Linked DNA regions of Homo sapiens: region 1 is linked to region 2. Evidence: read pairs that join two places in POLR2A ChIA-PET (ENCODE). Cell type or tissue: PC-9. All regions are shown on one strand. Each heading gives the region's core, and the rest is flanking DNA. Links, peaks and the distances in the headings are about the cores only. Region 1 overlaps LOC105373664 (a long non-coding RNA gene). Region 2 has its middle 590 kb from the start of LINC01966.

Region 1 (11,941 bases), core at 2,095-10,094, 150 kb after region 2:
TAGTAAGATTTGCTACATTTGAATGCTAATTAAATGAAGCCAGTGAAAAGGGCAACATTCAAAATAAAGACAGGAGTGAGTGAGAAGGAGAAGGCAGTAAAGTATTAAAAGTAATGGCAAAAACCGCAGTTACTTTTGCACCAACCTAATAGTAGAGCTAGGATCTATAGCACAAGCAATGGGAATACTCTGGTAGGGGAAGCAAGAAAAAATTAAGTGTAAATGAGGGTAACTCTTAAAGTTGCAGTGTTAGAAAGTTTAGAAATAGTCTATTACATCTGATAACTTTCAATTTTTCTCTGAAGTGGTAAAAACATTTGTTGGTGAGATGGAGAGCAGTTTGGTCAGAGATGGCACCGGGGTTTTTCTTTATAGGTTTTAATGGATTGTAAAATGACAAAACATAATGTTTGGCATAAGAATTACTAAGCTGATGAGCCATGTGCTATTTACCCATTCCAGAACATTTTCCAGCTTTCTCTGCAATGCTCTGAGCCTCAGGAGGTTGATGTCTATGGACTGCCTTATGTAGGCTCCCATAACCTTGATTTGAGTTTCCCAAATGAAGGCACCATAAGAGAAAAAAAGAAAGAAAGAAAGAAAGAAAGAAAGAAAGAAAGAAAGAAAGAAAGAAAGAAAGGAGGGAGGGAGGGAAGGAGAGACAGTGAGAGAAGAAAGAAAGAAAGAAAGAAAGAAAGAAAGAAAGAAAGAAAGAAAGAAAGAAAGAAAGAAAGGAGGGAGGGAGGGAAGGAGAGAGAGAAAGAGAGAGAAGAAAGAAAGAAAGAAAGAAAGAAAGAAAGAAAAGAAAAGAAAGAAAGAAACAAAGAAAAAAGAAAGAAAGAGAAAGAAAAGAAAAGTATCCCCAACCCCACCTCTGCTTCTTCCCTGCTTTGCCTTGATTCTATCAGTGATTGTGTTCCAGTTACCTCTTCTGTTAGATGGCCCTTCACCCACGGCCCCAAGCTCTCTATAAACTCTAGCAAGAAGTTTCATTCTTTTTTCCTTTTCACATCTAGGAGGCACAGTAGCTTCTCATTACTGTTATTCCCAAGATGCTTTCCTTCCATCATTGGCTTTTTTAACCCTACCCACACCTCTGTTAGTAAATCCATTATTAAATGATCCTTAGTTAAATTTCTGGCGCACCATCAATTTCCTGCTAGGGCCCTGACTGGCACTGCATTGGAGGCCATTGTAAACGTGTTTTTATCTTGAGTTAGATGTGAAGACTTGAGAATATTTTGAGCTCTGCGACTAATTATATGTGTGACTTTGAACAAGTCATATAGCTCTCTCTGTTTCAATGTATTCATCTGTAAATAAGATAATTGCACACTTGAATCATTTCAAAGGTCCTCAGTATTTTGAAAAGTATTCAGTGTGTTAGTCATTTTTACATTGGTTATTTCAGTTCTTTATTATCTGGGTGAGTCAAGGATGTTTTCTTTTCTTACATCACAGAATACTTTTATGCCAAGCAATTCTTAAAAATTCATTCCCTGTAGATTATTTTTTACTCTCTTTTAAATGCACTTCTCTCTCTCTCTCTCTCTATGTATATATATATAGATAGATAGATATAGATATACACATGTATACATATAGATATAGATATATACATATATAGATGGATAGATATCATTGTAGGTAAACTTCCTTTGTTTCAATGATTTTAATTTTTATATTTTAGAACTGGATATTTGCTACCATTTTTTAAAGAAAACATTTCAGTTGTATAGAGGTACCAAGATTTTTCTCTAGCACGGTAGATTAGATATTGCATGAGCAACAATCTCAGACTTTAAAATGATCATATTTACTTACCTACTTTTAATACATAAAATATTTACTACAAAACAAAAAGACAAAGAAGAGATTCTGAATATGCTCTCACAAATCTATTTTGTTTTATGTGTATTAAACATTTGTAAAGTATTCATTGTTTACCAGCTAGTCATTTTTCAGCAATTGGAAATAAGTGTTTAATTTTAAATGTCTTTTTTCTACAATTTTGTTTGGTAAAAAACAGCCAGTTGGATACTGTCATTTATTACTCTATATGTTCACTCTTTACTTGGCTTGAGAAATTGTGAGTACATAAAGTAAAGCAACTTTTCGAAGAAAATGTATTATTCCTCCAAACCTTAACTTAGTATTAGCATAACTTACTATATTACAAGTTACTTTTTACTTTTGAATTTTTAGTCTTTGATATTTCTGTGATTGATCTAGAAAGCAAAAGTCCTTAAAAATCATACTCAATCCACTGCCATTCCCTGCCTTCTTAACATTTTAATATATGTTTATTTCAACATCAATAGTATCATTGCAAAGAAAGAAAAAATAATCCACAGCAGATCACATTATGCCTAGAATATGTTAATGGCAGGGGAATGGAAGAATAGCAGCCACTATTTTCCTATAATGGTAGGAAGGTTTTAGGGGCTAATTCAAAAAAATTTTAATGTGGATGAATCATGGCATTTCTATCACTAATATGTTGAGCCTCTTATTGCCTCATTGTTGAATCTTGAACTATTTCTCTAATCTAGAACTTAATGGCCCACAAACATTAAGATCATGAGAATTTTACACATACCTTGTATCATCATCAATATAAATGTAGATCATTCCACAAGGGCAGGGGCCATCTACTGTAAGATGTTCACTACATAAACTAATCTCAGTAGTGCTTATTTTCTTATCTTTTGTCCTGTAAGATTGTATGTACTTTGAAGGCAGAGATAATTTCATACTGACTGTTGAATACTTAACAAAATCATTTCACCTATTATTGAAATCAATAATTATGAAGATATTTCTCCCTTCAAAGAATAAGAAAATAAGGTCCAAGAAATCAGATAACCTTTCTAAGTCTCACAAGTAATTAGTAGCATAGCAGACTCTAGGTCTCCTGACTTACAGACTGATTTATTCCTTGGCTCTCTTTTTACTTTCCTGAAACTTCTCTATGAACTTCCTACATCCTTTCTCTTGCCTTGAATCCACTTCAATTAATAACTAATGAATATATATATGTGTGTGTATATATAAAATATAATTCTAATAACTGATGAATATATGTATATACACACATACATATGCAATAAACATATGTGTATATATTTATTATATATATGTATATACACATATAATGTATGTATATACACATATAATATATGTATATACATATATAATATATGTATGAATATATATAATGTATGTATATTCATATGTATATGTATATACTTATAATGAATATATGTGTATACACACATATATATATTTATTATTTATTAGGTAGAATGTAGGAAGTTTATAGACAAGTTCCAAGAAAGTGACAGAGGCAAGGAATAAATCAGTCTATAAGTCAGGAGACCTGGAGTCAGCTATGCAACTAATACATACATATATATATACATACATACACACATAAACACACACACACGTACTTTTTAACTTCAGTAGCAATTTCTAGAAATCTCAACGAAAAATTTTGCCAAAAGTTTTTTCCACTTCTACTACCATTGTCAGGAGAAAACAGTCACAGGCCTTTATGTTCTTGTTCAATCCTTGTCTGAAGGAAATATTGGACTTGTAATGCTGCACATATGTTATGTAAATTATCGTAGCACTTTGTATTGCTTTGACCTTTATAACACCCTATAATTTGATTGGCTGACTAGTCAAGTTGATAGTGTTTACAGTCTTGCCCTTACTTGGATGGACATGATAAGATATTCCAATCTAGCCAATCAAAAAATAGAATATCAAAAAGGTCAGAGTAGTATAATGTTTTTTTAAACTACAGTCTTCTCTTTCCTGGTCAAATATATGCATTCTCATAAGAAAATAGAGAAGTCATGTGAAACGCAACATATCTGAGAATAAAAAATGTAATGAATATTTTATTTGATTACATTGATGTCAACTTTCCTGTTTTTAAAATTGATTGTCCTAGGAGAACTGCTTAGATTTTTACCAAGGCTGTGTTGTCACAGATTGTGTTTTACTTTTCTTTGAATCTCTAGAACCTATAGTAATATCATAATACAGTGCTTAGTATATATTGATTAAATAAATAAATTTGAATATCAAAACTGTCTCACTCTCTTCCCCTTTCCTGTATAAGGTAACACATAAGCAGAAGTTTACCTTCTTCTGGGTGTCCTTGGTAGCCTTATCTCTTTCTTTCTGAAGTTCCTCAAGGCTCAATGCCAGGCCCTCTTCTCACCATATTGTTTTTCCTGGGGAATTTTATTGAACATAGTTCAATTATCATTCATAAGCTGATGACTTTCAAATGTGCATTTCTATTACTCTCACCTGAGTTCTTGATTCTTATATCTTATTGCCTATTTTAAATTTTCAATTGAGTCCCAGAAGGAACTCAATTTTATTATGTACAAAAACAAACTCAAACTTGTTTTCCTCCAAGTGTCCTTATCTCAGTCAATGGCACCATCATCTAGGGGTTATCCTTGACACTGTCCTTACTCCTGCACAACATATTACTAAGAACAGTAGCTTTTACCTCTTTAATATCTTCTTAATGTATTTACCTTTATTTTTCATCACTGGGACTTTCCTAGTCAAAGGTGCCATCATCTCTTACCTTGGCCATTAGGTACTCACCTGTTGTTCTGCCTGCCATCACTTTCATAGAGAATCCAGAGTTGCAATTTAAAAATAAATTATTGACAATGCCATTACCTCTCCCATTTTCTTCCTCTTTAATATTCCATTTTTCTTAGTTTACAGATAAAATCTCTTATATTGTCTATAGGACTAATATCTGTGACACCTGAAGACACACTCTCTCTCCCCCTCTATGCTGCAACTACGCATTCTGGTTCTTATAATGTTCTCTCTTGCTACAGGGGCTTTTGCTTCTGTATCTTAGTCTGGCTAAAGTCTTTTTTTCTAGTTATGAATGGAACTAAGAACAGATATTTTTGTCCACTAAATAAGTGGATATTTAACACCTTTGAAAAGACAGGAAAACAATGGGCAGACGTGTTCCTGGAGAATATAGACTCATCAACCGGGAAGAAAGCAAAAACAAGGATAATATGTTTCCCAGTCTTCTCTGAATCCACTGGGAAATATCAGAGAAAACCTTTAATCCAAGCAAAGAGTAAAATTATTCCAGGCAGATATGGGACATACTTTTGCAGTTAAATGTATGTTCTATAATAATTATTGTATGATAAATCTGGTCATCAGCAAAGAACAGAAATAAAAGTCAGAATATCAATCCATCTATGTCTGTGCCCTTGGCTTCAGGACAAGGCTGATTTGACTTTCACTCTGCAACTCTCCTTCTTCCTAAGTCAGGTGGATTAGAGAAGAAGTGAGTTTATCTAACTTTTTTGTCTTCCTCAATGTCTGTCAAATATTTAGTATTTGTAATTCCTAGACTTTTAAATTTTTCCATTCTTACACATAATGTTTTACTCATTTATTAATTTATAGTTCATTTGTTTATGCATATGCTTAAAAGAATTTTATTGAGATGTTGTGCTAGAAACAGGGATATACAAGACAAACAATAGCAAAGTTCCTAACTTCACGAAGCTCAGAGTCCAATAGAGAAGAGAGATTTAATAAAACAAGCAGACAAAGAAAGTAAATGTTGTAACTTTTGGCAAAATGCAATTGAGAAAAGTATCTCAGTGTCATGAAGGGATCTAACAAAGGATCCTAGTTGACTAAAGAATGCTTCCTGGAGGAAGTGATATTGGGACTGAGATCTGACTGATGAGTAGGAGTTAGCTAGTATAAACCTGATCATGTATGTCACTCCACTGCCTGAAATACTCCAGAAGCTTCCCCCTTCTTAAAGTGAAATTCAAACTCCTGACCACGGTCTTAAAGGCCTTTTCTGGAAATTCTCCCTTTCAGACTTTCATATACTGTGCTTCCCTTTGTCATTCCATTGTTAGCTTAAATTTTACCTTCACAAATTCCAGTCTAAAGAAACAGAGCTTTGCCCAACTAATTTTAATGTTTTTTTACAAATCTTATTTTTCTCTGAAATTGCATATTTGTAGTTGTGGTTGTTGTTGTTGATCACCTGCCTCTCTCAGTAGAATATAAACTCCGTAAGAGAATAATCCTTCTGTCTTTTGTTCCTCCCTATATCTAAATCACCTCATGCGGCACTGTCACATAGAAGAAGCTTACTAAATACTTCTTCAATTAATGAATACTGTTTAGATTAGGAGAATCCCTAAGTGAATTATAGCACCTTTTCGAATCAGTGTGGCCTTTTGCTTTGGAACTTTGTTAAATTTAATTTTCAAACTTTGGATTTCATCTTAATTTGAATGCGAAACTAAACACACCAAAGTGACTAATTAAATAAAAAGAAAGTATATATTTAGTATAACCAAGACAATATAGGTAATGCATTACTTTTCCTTACTCCTATAGCCTTCTTAACCATGAAAGAATAGCTATAGATATAAGTGAATTGAATTCCATTCACATTTTAAATTTCATTCTCAAAGTACCAAGGGTAAGGTCAAACTTGATTTTCTGGAAATATTTGCCTTTTTTTTTGTCCCTTAGTCAAGCCAGAGTCATCTGGCATCCTTACAAGGACCTTTCCTGCTTCTGTGGGTTATAAACTATGTGTGGGACAGACCAGTTATTATTTACTCAGGCGTTGGTATATTGTTTGATGAAACAGTCAGCAGAATGGTCAAAGGAGAAACAATTTAGGGGTTAAATGAGAAGTAAGTTGTATTTTTTCCCCGCTTTTTTCCTATAGGCTCAATGTAAAAACTGCGGTTTTCTCTGCTTGGGAAAAACATAATAAATTACTAAGTTTCTTGTTTTCAGCAACAGTAGAGGATATGTCTAAAAACCTAGGCAATGTGTTTTAATGAAAAACCACCAGTTTTAATGCGAAATATGAATGAGACAAACAAATCAAATGAAGTTAACCAAACAATATTTACCAACTAATATCGTACAGTTACCTTAACGACAAAGAAATTGGACATTTGGGGATTTGTGGTTAAAACCCAAAACGACCTACCATAATCAAACAAGTTCTGTAAAATTCCACAGTTCATCATAAAATTCATGGAGAGTCTGTTTCATCTACCAGAAAATTTCCTTCTTCACTCTCACATAACTAATTCTCCCAATCTATGAGTAAGATTATGCTTCAGGGAAATGTAATCCTTAATTGCTAGCCTAAGTCATTGGTAGTTTGAGAGGTACTGATTTAGCTGTTGCTAGAAAATTGAATAGCAGAATGTTGGAAGTGGAAGAAAATTAGAGACTATGGGCCCACCCTTTGGTATTAGAGAGGGTGTGTGACGGTTCAACAAAATGTCTTGTAGTTTATTAGCAACTAACTCAGATTCTGCTTGAATTCTCATGTCTTGCCACAGCATCTAGTCAACTTCTCATTAGCTGGATGCTGCTTGGGCCACTACTTGTTACTGCATTGCTGCTCAATAGAATTTCATTTCTATGTGGTTTGTTTAATAACCACACAACATAGAATCATCTAAATGTACCATCAGGTAAAGCTTATTGTAAAGTCATGACAGATTTCAAGAGATAGGGGCTCACATCATCATTATTATTATTATCATTATTATTAGAGTCAGGGTCTCCCTCTGCCACACAGGCTGGAGTGCAGTGACATTATATTGGCTCAATGCCGCCTCGACCTCCCAGGCCCAAACTATTAGGAGCTCATATTAAATAATCATTGGAACACCTTTCAGCTCTCTCTAATAAGAAGCTGGATGATATGAGAACTATGTTAAGATCGTATGTAATTTTTTAAAATCACAAAAGTGAATGGGCTTTGGAAAATAAATAAAATAGTAAAGTCTCTCTACTCCTGAAGATTTTAAGTACTGTGCTTATACTCTTGCTAGAAAACCATGAAAACTTTCTCCATTATCATCATCTATTCTGATCAGCCCGGTAGTCAACATTGTCAATGGTGTGCACTATAATTGAAGGGGAAAAAAAGAAATTATTTCTGACTTATCTCATTTCAAATGCACGCTTGCATGATGATGTATTACACAAAGCCATTATCACAATTAAGTTAAAGCAAAGCTTGTGACCACCTAAAATGTTTGATTTTTCTCTTAACAAAAATAATAAAGAGATTTAGTCCAAAATAAGGAAATCAACTGTATAAAAAGAGATAAAGCATGATTTTACAGGAAGAAGGATTTCAATGTAGAAAATTCCTTTGTCAATATATTTTAAAAATTCTACTTTGGACCCACTATCACATATTCAATATTTTAGCAAGAAGGGAATTTCCTCCCTCCCCTCCACTGTGTATATTTCCTCTCTCCCCTCCTCTTCTGTATATTTGGTATACAGATACCAGATCCTTGCTTTATAACCCATGGAAACCTACCCAAAGATCAGAGGCATATGAGATTAAAATCTGGGGCATAATTTTCTAAACAGTATGTGTTGGGTCTTTTTGGAAATTTATTGGTCAAAACATTTTTTGTAAAATGGAAAGAAGATTTTAGTAGAGGAGAAACATTTCTATCAAGAGAACCTAAACAGTAGTTTCCTCAGATTTTCATGCCACTCCCCCAACACGTGATTCTTCTCTAAATCCCTGGCTGAGCAAGGAACCATTTTAATTAGACTCTGAGGCAAGCAACATTGTGTCCATGGTAACAGGTATAAAAAGAACTTAAAAAAAAAGAAAAAAATAAGAAAAAAATGTGATAACTGAAAATGTGTTTAAATCATGATAAAAGGATTTAAACAGATGTTATTTTTTTCAAAGTGTTATTTTAAAAAAGAATTTTAAAGGGCTCTTGATATGAGAAAAAATCATTTTTGGATGTATCTTTAGGGAAGGTTTCTCACTCCTAAATTCTGTAGTTCATGATTGCTATGGGTGAGTTGGATGCCTGTTAAGTGAAAGGGGCGCCCAAGGGGAGAAATCAGAAAGTAAAACCAAGGTACCTTCAGGTAGATGCTTCAGATCAGGTGAGCTAAAGTCTCTGCAGTGTTGTTTAGTAGGCTGCATGTGTTACGGTCCTTTTTTATTAAAGTTTGTGTTCAGAAAAGAGAAAGTACAGGACTTGAGTTTTGGAGACTGGTAGGGGTGTGGATAAACCTGGATATATTGCTTAGAAAATGACAAAAAATGAAGAAGCATAGAGCAGTGTATCCTTCAGTGGTAGATGCACTTGCTTCCACAGCTTTAGACAAGCCTGAACTTATGTGAAATAATTTTCTTACACTATGAATTTGACCACCTCTTTATTATGTGCATTCTCTCTCTCTATATATATATATAGATATATAATTCATTTTATATATGATGTATATAATTCATTCACTTTAGATATATATAATATATTGCATATATTATTTATGTATATATATATAGAGAGAGAGAGAGTGAGACAGAGACAGAGAGAGGGAGACAGAGAGAGGCAGTCATAGTCAAGAGGTTATCCCTAGCAACCCACATTTTCAGAATCAGTAGAAAGTCATTATGAACAAGGCCAAGGTAAGAAGAGGGGCTTGTCCTCATGTTGATTTTTTGTTTTTCTGCCAATTACTTTCTCCAGGAATAGTGATTCTGCCACTTTGTTTGAAATATACAAATGACTCCCTGAAGTTAATTGTCCCTCAGAAAGCCCAGGCAAATTCCATGGAACTAAGTGAAGGGTAAGTTATAAGAGGAAACCCAGAGAGAGTAGTAGGAAAGGAGACTTTGGGCCTGGCAGAAGGATGGCTTATTTTGGCTGGATTCCTTCTGAAGCTTAACTACCCACTGATTGAAAGCAAATTGGATGTTAAGGAAGGCTGGAGTGCCCATGTGAAGGAAAACAAACAAGCAGTGACCCTAAGTTGGTCTTGGAGGAAGTCAAATCTCTTGTTGCTTTGCCTCAAATGTTGAAAGAACTTAAATACAGCTTTGTGTACAACATAATTTTCAGTTATTTGGATTTTTGTAAATAAACTGGTTATCTGAGAAAATACCAGCCAGTAGAGGTGAACTCTGAAGAGTAGGAGAGAATGTGGGAAAATAAATTAAAGTATTTTATTTTAAATTTGTTCTTAGATTTGATATTTAAATTAATAGGCTTTCTAAGAGTAGTAAGTCTAGATTTATCATATAAGATAAAGAGTATAACAGCATAGCACTGATTATAAATCATTTTTTATTGAACGGGGAATTACATTTCATACATCATTCACAAATTGATATAGTAATTACAAAAATATTCCTGATTCTACATACACATACAAACGAACTCACGCACGTGAAGACATACTCATATAAACATATACACATAGATATTCACACTTACATGCAAACAGGAAAAAATCAGCTGTACATGGAATCTCATATTATAGATGGATTTCACTTCTGCTACTCTATTACAATGTGAGTATAATACCTACTTACAATTAAATTCTACACTCTGAAGTTTCATTTTACACTCTCTCAATTTGCCTAAGTGCAAAATTGTATGTGTTTGTGAAGACATTTGTAATAAAAGGAGAATCTTTTCCCAAAGTTTTTATTTTTGGATATCATTTCTATGATATTAATAGGTGTCCCATAAGGAAAAGGTCTCCATAGCTACATGTGTTTATAGAAATTATGGTTTAAACTCATCTTTTTCATGAAAAACTTCAAGATTTTTAACTTATTTATTATGAATCTCTCAATGAGAGTTATTCTATATTGGCCAAACAAATTTGTTCATGGAAAGTTATTTTCGCAGCATCTTCTAAGAAAAATAAAACATAAGATGAGATACATTGACAAATAGAAGGTCACTGTGGTTCAAACAGTTATTGTTCAAAGTCTACATCCTTTTAAAATGAATGCTAGTTGCATATCTACTAGGCCAAACACTGTACAACAGCTTGTTTTGTCCTTGGGATAACCCCATGAGATACATGTGAATATCTGCCTTTAATGAACAAACAAGCTAAGACCCAAGAAGGCTAAATATTTTTTCTCAAGTCCATGCGGCTAACAAAGATGAAGCTAAATCTTGAAATAATGTGTTCTGTAGACTATGTTCTACCAGAAATGATAAGCAGCCTACTGACTTATTTTTCAAATCAGCATCCATGCATGCGCTATGCAAGTAAGAGTACAGTTTTGAGAAAGGAGAGTATTTCTCTTTACGTCATGATTTTAGAGGTGCCAGGAAACCTGCCCCCCTCCTCAAAATGCCTTCTCAAACCATCTACATAATGCAAAACTTCTGAGTAGAAATGCTTCTTTTAAAAGATTTATTTTCTCCTCTGAAAAATGCAAATATTCTTGCAAATTCTTTAACACTGTCTCAATACTTTAAAGAAGTTCCCAAATCTGGCTGAGCAGCAGCAATTACTTAGAAAAAACTTTAAAAATATATAGACACCTTACAAAACCCTAGATCTTTTCAAACATAGTAGCTAAAGCTGGAGTTGAGAAATCTTTATTAATATTTTGAAGTTCCCAGGTAATTTTAGTAATTATTACTTAAATCTCTATCAATCTTTTCCCTTCTCAGTGTGAATGGACTAATTAGAGAGACATTAAAACAGTACAGAACTGTAAATTTGGAGTCACAGGATTTGAATTGAAATCTCAGTTTCACCACTTAATCTCTATAAGAGGCTGGACAAAATAAATCGTCCCTTTTTGACTTAAATGTATTCATTTTATAATGGGGATACTAATATTTCTCAAATATTGTTATTATTATTAAAATATATAATGACGGCAAAGAGCTTTTTGTATGCTATATACTTGTTGTTTCATCTTCTTTCTTAAGAGTACAGTTTTATTCCTGGTGCCACATGGAAGAATTAAGACACTGTTTCAGCATTGAAAAAGACAGGCTGATACAGAAAAGAAAAGGACACAGCCAGGAATAGGGGCCTCCCGCGTTTCTCCTTGGCCTTTCCATATTTG
Region 2 (11,941 bases), core at 1,965-9,964:
AACCAAAAAATACAGTCATAGATGGGTGACACTACATTGGCAGCAAAGGTGAATATGTGGAGACTGACAGCCAGAAGTATATAGATTTAGATCATCTTAAGACGACTAGATAAAAAAAGAAAATAGTCAAGACAGTTACATTAGAGTTGTATCACACTAGCTGTCTGTTGGCATTCCTATTACAGAACATTCTTTCGTTTTCTGGGTATACCAATGACTGACAAAATGAACTAACTACAAGCCAATACTTGGTGGGCTAGGCCTCAAGCCAGTAGCAATGTTTATTTTTCAAACCATGAAATGCATTTGGCCTTCTTTAGTTACCAGGAAAAGAAGAAGAAAGAAGGAAAACTCGATTGGCACAAAGTGGCTTCATTTAGAAAATACAAATGATTATTCTGCCAAAACCTCATCCTACTGAGTTGGGGCCTCAGTAAGGGGAGAATTCTTAAAGAACATTTTTGGGTACCTATATTAGTTTGTGTGCTTCATGTAAAATCATATTTCCAACAGTATAGCACACAATGCTTTCCATGTGAAATCAGATAATGGGTGTTATGTATTTTTTAGAATTGATAAGGCCCATTGCAATTCACTTTTTATAAAATGTGAATGTTGAGTTCTATACTATTAGGGATATAATATGCCTCGACCAAGAAACTTTCCAAATACAGTTTGAGCCAATATACCAGGATTGTAGCAAAGATTTGCTGGATTTATAATATATTTTCTCAAAAACAGTTTAACCACATATATGCAAATTCTCCTTTGAAGCTATTCTCTATTCATTGCTAAATATTTCATTATTGTAGTTGCTCTCAGTACATATAAAAAGATGGGCAGTCCAGAAACATGACAAACATAATGCTCTTTAGTAATTTTAAAAAGCTAATGAAGGGCTGGGCACGGTGGCTCACGCTCGTAATCCCAGCACATTGGGAGGCCGAGGTGGGAGGATCATTTGACGTCAGGAGTTTGAGACCACCCTGGTCAATATAGTGAAGCCCCGTCTCTACTAAAAATACAAAAATATTAGCCAGGCATGGTGGCACATGCCTGTAATCCCAGCTATGCAGGAGAATGAGGCAGGAGAATCACTTGAGCCCGGGAGGAGGAGGTTGCACTGAGCCAAGATTGCTCCACTGCACTCCAGCCTGGGTGACAGAGCAAGACTCCATCAAATAAATAAATAAATAAATAAATAAATAAATAAATAATAAATAAATACCAAAAAGCTAATGAAGATATTCCTTACAAAATATTTTACTTCATTTACTTCTAGTCCTTCCCAAATACATGAGTTTTAACAAGGAACAATGATTGCAGGCTGTAAAAAAATAAACTGCATTCAGAAACATTTTCATTAAAGTTGGCAAATACTCTTTAGTCTTAAAGTTATACAATTCATATTTGATATATCTAAGCCACTAAATAATTTCTCAAAAATTTCAAATGTCTAGATAGTACCCAGAATAAAATGAATTTTATAGAAGTACATATTTATTCTACACTTTTAGAAATATCCAGATATTGACTAAATTAGTTAGATGTGAGGGGCCCGGTGAGTATGGTATTCTAGGAGATATTTCTTCTGATACTAAAGTATTTTTTAAACTATGTTAACTGCATTTTTTTCAGTAGCCATGTGATCATAAGTTGCGCTCATGTTATTTAATATATTACAAATAAAAACATAATTTTATTTTTTAAGCACAATGTTTTTATTTAGTGGATGACTATTAGGAACCTGCAATGTGATAAGTGCTTTTATGTGCATCTCCAAGGCTTGACAATCACCCTGGAAAATGAGCAGCCTCGTACCATAGAAATGAAGAGTGAAAAAGGTTAAATAATTTTTTACTTAGCTGTAGAATAAAAATTTAAATTTAGTACCTGATGATTCTAAAGTCTACATTACTCATTTTGTATACTATCTTGCAATTTTATTAAAATACTAATAAAGAAATATACTTCTTATGGAACCATGTAGCAAAAGTGGTGGCTATGTGACTGGTACTAGACTTTCTACTACATGTTTCATTGGTTTGCCCTCCTCTTTCTTTCCCTTATCCCTGCATGATTTGGACAATAGTTCATATATCTAATACTTAAGGTTGTCTACATTTTATTTTGTTATCAGTATTGGTTAATTTGAACTTTATAAAGTTAACTGAGAATCAATGATCTAACACTATAGAATAACATCTACATAGGGCTAGACACAATGGCTCATGCCTGTTATCCCAACACTTTGGAAGGCTGAGGCAGGCAGATCGCCTGACGTTAGGAGTTCGAGACCAGCATGGCCAACATGGTGGAACCCCGTCTCTACTAAAAATACAAAAAAAAAATCGCTGGGCATGGTGGTGCGTGCCTGTAATCCCAGCTACTTAGGAGGCTGAGGCATGAGAATTGCTTGAACCCGGGAGGTGGAGATTGCAGTGAGCCAAGATCACCCCACTGCACTCCAGCCTGGGCGACAGAGAAAGACTCCATCTCAGAAAAAAAAAATTTATAGAATAATTATACACTTATGATATGCATAATTATGAACAAAGAATCTAGAAGTGCCAGAGAGTTATCTTTTGATGTTAACTTTCAAGCCTTCCAACCATGGATATAGCAAATGATAAAATGAAACTAAAAATCCAAACCATTATCTCTGCCTAAACTCAGCGTTCTGAAGTTTTATGACCTATATTCTGCTAATCTTACACACTGGAAGAATCCTGATCTTGTCTATACTATGATGCTAAGTTTTTAAAATCAAGGTAGTCCTTGTTAATTGAAAAGAATTACATATTCACTGAATTGTGATTGTCCAAAGGAATTCATTTTCTTAAGTGCAGATGCTCCTTTATTTATGATAAAGTTAAATCTTTATTCACAAAAGTTAATCTGCTTTTGAATGGAATCTTGTACTCTCTAATTGTTTAGAGAACAGTTAGAGAATTCTGTCATCTCAGAGAATCTCTGAGTTTCTTTCAAAAAGTTTACCAAGGCCCTAACATCAATCCGTGGAAGGTGCCAGACTGTGTTTGGCCTTAGGTGGTGGATCAGATGTAAATGCCCCAGGGCCTCTTTGACAGTTCATTTCATTTCAAAGTGGTCAGGAATTTGGATCCCACATTCATACAAATAATTGTCTTTCTTTTCAGTTTTTTAAAGTCCTCAATATTTTAGTGGAAAGACAAGGAAAAATAAGAGTTCCAGGTGAAGCCATCCTCTGGTCGCTCCTGCAGAGGTGACAGACTAGAAGGTATCCTGACTCAAGGTTGTGATAGAATGACTTAAGATGAGCTTCGCTGGCCTTGTTTCTCATTCCTTCCACAACCTGCCTGCTCTACCAGTGCATGTCTGATTTAAAGATATGGATGCTAGCCAACTGTTCCATGATCAATCTACACAGGAAAAAGGTGATATTGCAATTTAAAAGGAGAGGCCGATGTGATTTAGGAACACTTGAAGAGAATTGTTTGCCCTTAAACCACAGAGGTTCTTAATCTTGAGATGTTACTAAATCATCAGTACCTAGAATCAGATTTAGGAAAATTTTAGCTATGAGTTATAGGACAACACTGAATTAAAAATGGGACCATCAATGTGTGCTATATTAAACCATGATGACATGAGCATATGAGCAAATTCATTAATCTTTTAGGAAGTAAACAAATCCAGTATGAAGAATTTTATTAAAATCATTTCATAATATAGAACAAAAAAGCTTGATCTAAGGACTGGGGAGATTTCCCTTCAATAACAAGCAAACTATATATATATATGTATAGGCATCTACTAGAAAGTGGCTTTTAATGCTGAGCAAATGGGTATTGACTCTACTTTCACAGCGAATAGAATCAAGGCCTACACTACCCAATAGAACTTTCTGCAGTGACGAAATGCTTTGTATTTGCAGTGTCTGATACAATCATAAGTAGTCAATGTGGCTATTGAACACTTGAAAAGTGGATAGATTGATTGAAGAACAAATTTTTTTAAATGTCTAAGTAAATTTATATAGCCTTATGTGACTACTGGCTACTTTATTGACAGCACAAATCCGGACAGCCAATCTAACAACCAAGAAAGTATTTAACTACTAATTATAAGTGTTCTGAAAGAAAAATAATGTGAATGATAAAGCTAAGCTGGGGGACCTTACTAGCCTGGGACATAATGGTCAGAAACGAGTTTCCTGAGGAAGTCATCCCTCAGCTAATATCTGAAAAGTGAGTAGGAATTACTGGAGGAGGAAGATGAGGGTGGGGTGGAAGCAAAGGGAGCAACTTACACCCAACAATGAGGAAAGCGGAGTGTTCTCCACGTAGAAACAAAGGTATTACTTTGCCTGAATCACCTGGACATCTGAACTCAAAAGAGAGAGGAATTAGCAGAAAAACAGGCACAGTTAAGTTCATGCAGAACCTTCTGGACCATGATAAATATTTTTGTCTTGGTAATTAAAAAAATTAAAAGCTATTGAGTTTTGAATAGAAAAATGATCATACTTGCATTTTTGCAAGATCATGCTAGCTACAGTGGTGAGAGAGGATTAGAGGATAAGGGTGGATATGGAGAGGAAAATCTGAAGGCTGTGGAAGCAGTCCAAGCAGGACTGATAGTAGCTGCATGTGATGGTTAATATTGAGTGTCAACTTGATCAGATTAAAGAATGCAAAATATCGTTCCTGGGTGTGTCTGTGAGGGTGTTGCCAAAGGAGATTAACATTTGAGTCAGTGGACTGGAGGGAGGCAGACCCACCCTCAACCTGGGTGGGTGCCATTCAATCAGCTGCCAGGTAGGCAAGAATAAAACAGGCAGGATAAGATGAAAGAGCAGAATTGCTGAGTCTTCTGGCCTTCCTCTTTCTCCGATGCTGGATGCTTCCTGCCCTCGAACATCAGACTCCAAGTTCTTGAGCTTTTGGACTCTTGGACTTACACCAGTGGTTTACCAGGGGCTCTTGGGCCTTTGGCCACAGAGTGAAGTTTGCACTGTCAGCTTCCCTACTTTCGAGGCTTTGGGACTTGGACTGATCCACCATTGGCTTCCTTGCTCTCAACTTGCAGACAGCCTGTTGTGGTACTTTACCTTGGGATCCTGTGAGTCAATTCTTAATAAACTCCCTCTCCTATATGCAAAGATCCTATTAGTTGTGTCCTTCTAGAAACCCTTGATAATACACTGCACTAGGAAAATGGCAATGGAGAGGAAGAGAAGTGGATGTTTGCAGAGGTTTTAGTGCATAAAACAGATAGGACCTTATAAATATCAGATCTAGAGTGAGGAAATATTAAGTGTCACAAATAACTCATGGATTTCTCAGTCACAGAACTGGATGGATGGCTGGGACATTTGCCAATAAAGGAAAGTGGAAGGAAATCCAATCTTGCTGAGAAAATCATCATTTCAATTATGGACTCAGTGAGAATTCAGTGTCTTTGTGACATTTAAAAGTGACATAGTCAAGTGAATATACAGGTACAGAAATAAAAAGATTTCTGGCTAAGAATATAAACCTGAGGGTTAGTGGCATGTCAATTAAACATGGGCAAGAAAGCGGTTTCATGGAGTGAGAGAAGAGAGTAAGAAAAAAGAGGGCCTACAACTGAGCCATCCATAATTCCAATGTTTTATTTATTTTCAGTATTGACTTCATGTTTTATATCTGTAATCTCCAGGTCATCTCAATTTATCTTAGATGATACATTTCAAATATCCAGTTTTCTGGGTTCTATTTACTATGACTCAGTTACTCCTAAGTAGGAACATGTAGGAAGTGTTTAACCTAGGGTATCTTTACTTATGTAGATACAATGTTTCCACATATTTGTCTCTCCTGTCTTCTCCCTAAACTTCTAGTCAAAATTTCCATTTTCTCAAATTGCAGAATGTAGCAATTTTAATCAAAGAAATTTAGAGAGAGAGATGTAGCAAAGTTTTTTTTTTTTCAAAAAATACTTAAGCCAAATACATCTGAAGCTATTTCAATACACGGAAGCACATTCTTCCCACTAACTCATCTAGAAGGAGAAATGTCAACCTGAGCATCTCTAAGGGCTCTGCTCCTCCCACCACCCCAACATTTTTCCCCACTGTGTTATTCTTTTTATAGCCATGTAGCACATTGTGCATCATCTGGAGCTCTGAGAGCAACAGTGACCAACCCCTGGGTACCTCCTTTAAACAGTCCATTCTCCACGTACCAACACATCCAATAGCAGTTTCACATAGTCAGCAAAAGAAATACTAGTCATTTATCTCTTCTATTTTGGGAGTGGGGGGTGTTTGGAAGAAACTTTTCCTGGTAAGTTGCTAGAAGAAAGTAAATGGAGAACTCTGGGCTCATGTTAAAATTCACAGCTGGGCACAGTGGCTCACGTCTGTAATCCCAGCTCTTTGGGAGGCCCAGGCAGGCAGATCACCTGAAGTCAGGACTTCAACACCAGCCTGACCAACATGGTGAAACCCCATCTCTACAAAAATACAAAAATTGGCTGGGCGTGGTGGCAGGTGCCTGTAATCCCAGCTACACGGGAGGCTGAGGCAAGAGAATCACTTGAACCCGGGAGGCAGAGGTTGCAGTGAGCCGAGATCATGCCACTGCACTCCAGCCTGGCAACAGAGCAAGACTCAGTCTCAAAAAAAAAAAAGAAAAAAAAAAAAAGACCTATATGGCTATATACATGTATGTTCATATAAGATAATGAATATATAAAACCTATAACGGACCCACATGAACATATATATTTCAATAAAAATATAATTATATATGTATATACATACTTGTATGTGTATGGATTTATATAGAATCCAGTTCGCTTTTTAAAGAAATGTTTTATTTTTAATTTTTATAGGGACATAATAGGTGTATATATTTATGGACTACATGAGATATTCCAATACAAGCACGCAGTGCATAATAATCATATCATAGATACTGGAATATCCGTCCCCTCAAGCATTTATCTTTTGTATTATAAACAGTCCAATTATACTTTTTCAGTCATTTTTAAATGTCCAATTAATTTATTATTGACCATAATCATACTGTGGTGCTATCAAATACTAGGTCTTATTCATTTTTCCATTTTTTTGTACCCATTAACCATCCCAACCTCCCTCCTCCCACTCACTACCCTACCCAGCCTCTGGGAACCATTCTTCTACTCTCTATCTACATGAGTTCAATTGTTTCGATTTTCAGATCCCACAAGTGTGTGAGAACATGTGTTGTCTTTCTTTGCCTGGCTTATTTCGTTTCATATAATGACCTCCTGTTTCATCCATATTGTTGCAAACGACAGAATCTCATTTTTTCTTTTGGGTGAATAGTACTTCATTGTGTATATGTACCACGTTTTCTTTATCCATCCATTTGTCGATGGACTTTTAGGTTGCTTTCAAGTCTTGACTATTGTGAACAGTGCTGCAACAAACATGGGAGTGAAGATATTTCTTCAATGTGCTGATTTCCTCTCTTTTGGATATATATCTAGAAGTGGGATAGCTGAATCATATGGAAGCTCTATTTTCAGTTTTTTTGAGGAATCTCCAAACTGTTCTCCATAGTGGTTGAATTAATTTACATTCCTACGAACAGTGAACAAGGATTCCCTTTTCTCCACATCCTCACCAGCATTTGTTATTGCCTGTCTTTTGGATAAAAGCCATTTTAACTAAGGTGAGATGAGATCTCCTTGTAGTTTTGATTTGCATTTCTCTGATGATCAGTGATGTGCACATTTTCATATGCCTATTTACCATTTGTATGTTTTCTTTTGAGAAATGTTTGTTCAAATTTTTGCCCATTTTTAAATCGGATTACTATGTTTTTTTCTATAGAGTTGTTTGAGCTTCTGATATATTCTGGCTATTAATTCTTTATCAGATGGGTAATTGGCAAATATTTTATACAATTCTGTGGGTTCTCTCTTCATTTTTTTATTGTTTCCTTTGTTGTGCAGAAGCTTTCTAACTTGATGTGATCTGATTTATCAATTTTTGCTTTGGTTACCTGTGCTTGTGGTGTATTACTAAAAAGTTTTATGCCCAGACAAATGATCTGGATAATTTCCCCAGTGTTTTCTTGTAGTAATTTCATAGCTTGAGGTCTTAAAATTAAGACTTTAACCCATTTTTGATTTGATTTTTGTATATGGCAAGAGATAAGGGTCTAGTTTCATTGTTCTGCATATGAATATCTAGTTTTCCCAGCACTATTTATTGGAAAGACTATTTTTTCCTCAATGGATGTTTCTTGGTACCCTTGTCAAAAATGAATTTACTGTAGGTATGTGAATGTATTTCTGGGTTCTCTATTCTGTTCCATTGGTTTATGTGTCTATTTTTATGCCAGTACCATGCTTTTTTGGTTATTATAGCTCTGTAATATAATTTGAAGTTAGATAATGTTATTCCTCCTGTTTTGTTCTTTCTGCTTAGGATAGCTTTGGCTACTATGGGTCTTTTGTGGTTCCATATAAATTTTAGGGTTTTTTTTTTCTATTTCTGTGAATAATGTCATTGGTATTTTGACAGAGATTGCATTCAATCTGTAGATTTCTTTGGATTGTACGGATTAACAATATTGATTTAATGAATATGAAATATCTTTCATTTTTGTGTCATCTTCAATTTCTTTCATCAGTGTTTTATACTTTCATTATAGAGATCTTTCAGTTTTTTGGTTAATTCCTAGGTATTTAATTTTATTTGTGGATATTGTAAATTACGTTACTTAAAACGTTTTTTCTCAGAATGGTTACTATTAGTATATAACAATGCTATTAAATTTTGTATGTTAATTTTCTGTCCTGCAACTTTACTGAATTTATAAATTCTAATACATTTTTGGTGGAATCTGTAGGTTTTTCCAAATATAGGATCTTATCACCTGCAAATAACAATAATTTGGCATCTTCCTTTCCAATTTGGATGCCCTTTATTTTTTTCTTTTGTCTAGTTGCTCTAGTTAGGACTTTAGTACTATGTTGAGTAACAGTGGTGACAGTGGGCATTCTTGTCATATTCCAGGCCTTAGAGGAAAGGCTTTCAGTTTTTCCCCATTCAGTAAGATACTAGTTGTATGTCTGTTATATATAGCTTTTTGTTATGTTGAGATATGTTCCTTCTATACCCACTTTTTGAGAGTTTTTGTCATGAAGGCATGTTGAATTTCATCAAATGCTTTCTCAGCATCAATTGAAAAAATCATATGATTTTTGTCTGTCATTCTGTTGATATCATATATCACATTGATTGATTTGCATATGTTGAACCAGCCTTGCTTCCCAGGGTAAATCCCACTGGATTAACATGAATGATCTTTGTAATGTATTGTTGAATTTGGTTTGCCAGTATTTTGTTGAGGACTTTGCATCAATATTTATCAGTGATACTGACCTGTAGTTTTCATTTTTTGATGTGTCTTTGTCTGGTTTTGGTATTGGTGTAACAGTGGCTTTATAGAATAAGTTTGGAAATATTCCCTCTTCCTCTATTTTTCAGAATAGTTTGAGTAAGATTGGTTTTAGTTCTTCTTTAAACGTTTGTTAGAATTCAGCAGTGAAGCCATCATGTACCAGTCTTTCTTGGACTGAGAGACTTTTTATTATGGCTTCAATCTCGTTACTTGTTATTGGACTTGTTCAAGTTTTGGATTTCTTCATGGTTCAATCTTGGTAAGTTTATGTGTCTAGGAATTTATCCATTTCTTCTAGATTTTCCAATTTACTGGCATATAGTTGTTCTCAGTAGCCACTAGGGACCTTGAATTTCTGTGGTATCAGTTGTAATGTCTCCTTTATATCTTTGACTTTATTTATTTGGGTCTTCTCTCTTTTCTTCCTGTAACTTGTTGCATGAAATGTTCCATACATATCTATTGGGTTTATTTGGTCTATTATACGGATTTAGTCTTATGTTTCTTTGTTGATTTTTTCCTCTGGGAGACCTGTCCAGTGCAGAAAGTGCAGTGTTGAAGTCTCCAGCCGTTATTGCATTGGGATCTATCTCTCTCTTTAGCTCTAATAATATTTGCTTTATATATCTGAGTGCTCCTGTGTTGGGTGCATATATATTTATGATCATTATATCCTTTTGTTGAATTGACCTTTTTCTCATTAGATAATTACCTCCTTTGTCTCTTCTTAGAGTTTTTGTTTTGAAATATATTTTGTCTGATATAAGTATTGCTATTCTTGCTGTTTTTTTATTTCCTCTGGCATGGAATATCTTTTTCTATCCCATTATTTTCAGTATTTATAGGTGTAGTTTATTTATTGTAGGCAACAGATAATTGGATCTTGCTTTTTTATGTCCGTTTGGACAGTCTATGTCATTTGATTGAAGAGTTTAGTTTGTTTACATTAAATGTTATTAATGATAAGTAGGGAGTTACTGCCATTTTGTTATTTGTTTTCTGGTTGTTTTTGATCTTCTCTTCCTTCCTGTCTTCCTTTCAGTGAAGGTGTTGTTTTATTTTATTTTATTTTTTTTCTGGTGGTATGCTTTAATTTCTTGATTTTTAATTTTTGTGTATTTGTTGTATGTTTTTTGCTTTGGGGTTACCATAAGGCTTGAAAGCACTACCTTATAACCCATTATTTTAAAGTGATGTCAACTTAATACTGATTGCATAAACAAACACATAAAAACAAAACTAATAAAAACTCTACACTTTAACTTTGTCCCCTCACATTTTTTTTCTTTTTTTTGAGATGGAGTTTCACTCTTGTTGCCCAGGCTGGAGTAAAATGGCACGATCTTGGCTCACTGCAACCTCCGCCTCCTGGTTCAAGCAATTCTCCTGCCTCAGCCTCCAGAGTAGCAGGAATTACAGGCATGTGCCACCGCACCCAGCTAATTTTGTATTTTTAGTAGAGATGGGGTTTCTCCATGTTGGTCAGGCTGGTCTTGAAATCCTGACTTCAGGTGATCCACTTGCCTCAGCCTCCCAAAATGCTGGGATTACAGGCATGGGCCACTGCACCCGGCCTGTCCCCCAACTTTTTAACTTTTTGTTGTTTCTCTTCATGTCTTATTCTGCCTATGTCTTGAAAAGTTCTTGTAGTTGTTATTTTTGCGTGGTTCATTACTAAGTCTTTCTACTTAAGATAACACTAGTTTACACACTGCAATTACAGTGTCATGCTATTCTGGGATTTTCTGCGTGCTTACATTACCAGTGATTTTCTTTTTTTTTTCTTTTTTTTCACCATCAGATGATTTATTCTTGCATGTTAACATCCTTTTCTTTCAACTGAAGACGTCCCTTTAACATTTCTTATAGGACTGGTCTGGTGTTAATGAAATCCCTCAGCTTTCGTTTGTCTGAAAAGGTCTTTATTTCTTCTTCATACTTTGAAGGAAATTTTGGTTGGATCCAGTATTTTAGGGTAGAAGTTTTTTCCTTCAGGACTTAAAATATGTCATGCCACTTTCTCTTGGCCTATAAGATTTCCACTGAAAAGTCTGTTGCCAGACATATTGGAGCTCCATTGTATGCTATTTGTTTCTTTTCTCTTGCTGTTTTTTTGGATCCTTTCTTTATCCTTGTCCTTTGGGAGTCTGATTATTAAATGCCTTGAGGTAGTCTTCTTTGAGTTAAATCTGCTTGGTGTTCTATCACCTTCTTGTACTTGAAAGTTAATATCATTCTCTAGGTTTGGGAAGTTCTCTGATATTATTCTTTTGAATAAACTTTTTATCCCTATCTCTTTCTCTGACTCCTCTTCAAGGCCAATAATTCACTATTTGCCCTTTTGGGGCTATTTTCTAGATCTTGTAGGCATGCTTCATTACTTTTTTATTCTTTTCTCTTTTGTCTCCTCTGACTATGTATTTTCAAGTAGCTTGTCTTCAGGCTTACTAATTCTTTCTTCTGGTTGATAATTTCTGTTATTAAGGGACTTGATGCATTCTTGACTATATAAATTG

What was found. Peaks named below come from ENCODE experiments on the same cell type or tissue, not always from the same donor. Only the 100,000 strongest peaks of a DNase experiment are listed, where the experiment ranks them.
Region 1: POLR2A ChIA-PET joins it to region 2 with 5 read pairs; 2 of 35 experiments call an interaction of 5 or more read pairs at or near these places.

Annotation. Positions count from the first base shown.
Region 1 is chr2:145,616,716-145,628,656 of GRCh38, forward strand. LOC105373664 (a long non-coding RNA gene) reads right to left here. Exons shown (of 8, transcript XR_923414.2): 2 at 4,156-4,247. Among named protein-coding and RNA genes, the nearest start is that of LINC01966, 740 kb to the left of the region's middle. In PC-9, for the core only: no CTCF peak of the experiment used is centred there; a DNase peak (open chromatin) is centred at 6,616.
Region 2 is chr2:145,464,848-145,476,788 of GRCh38, forward strand. No RefSeq gene overlaps it. Among named protein-coding and RNA genes, the nearest start is that of LINC01966, 590 kb to the left of the region's middle. In PC-9, for the core only: no CTCF peak of the experiment used is centred there; no DNase peak of the experiment used is centred there.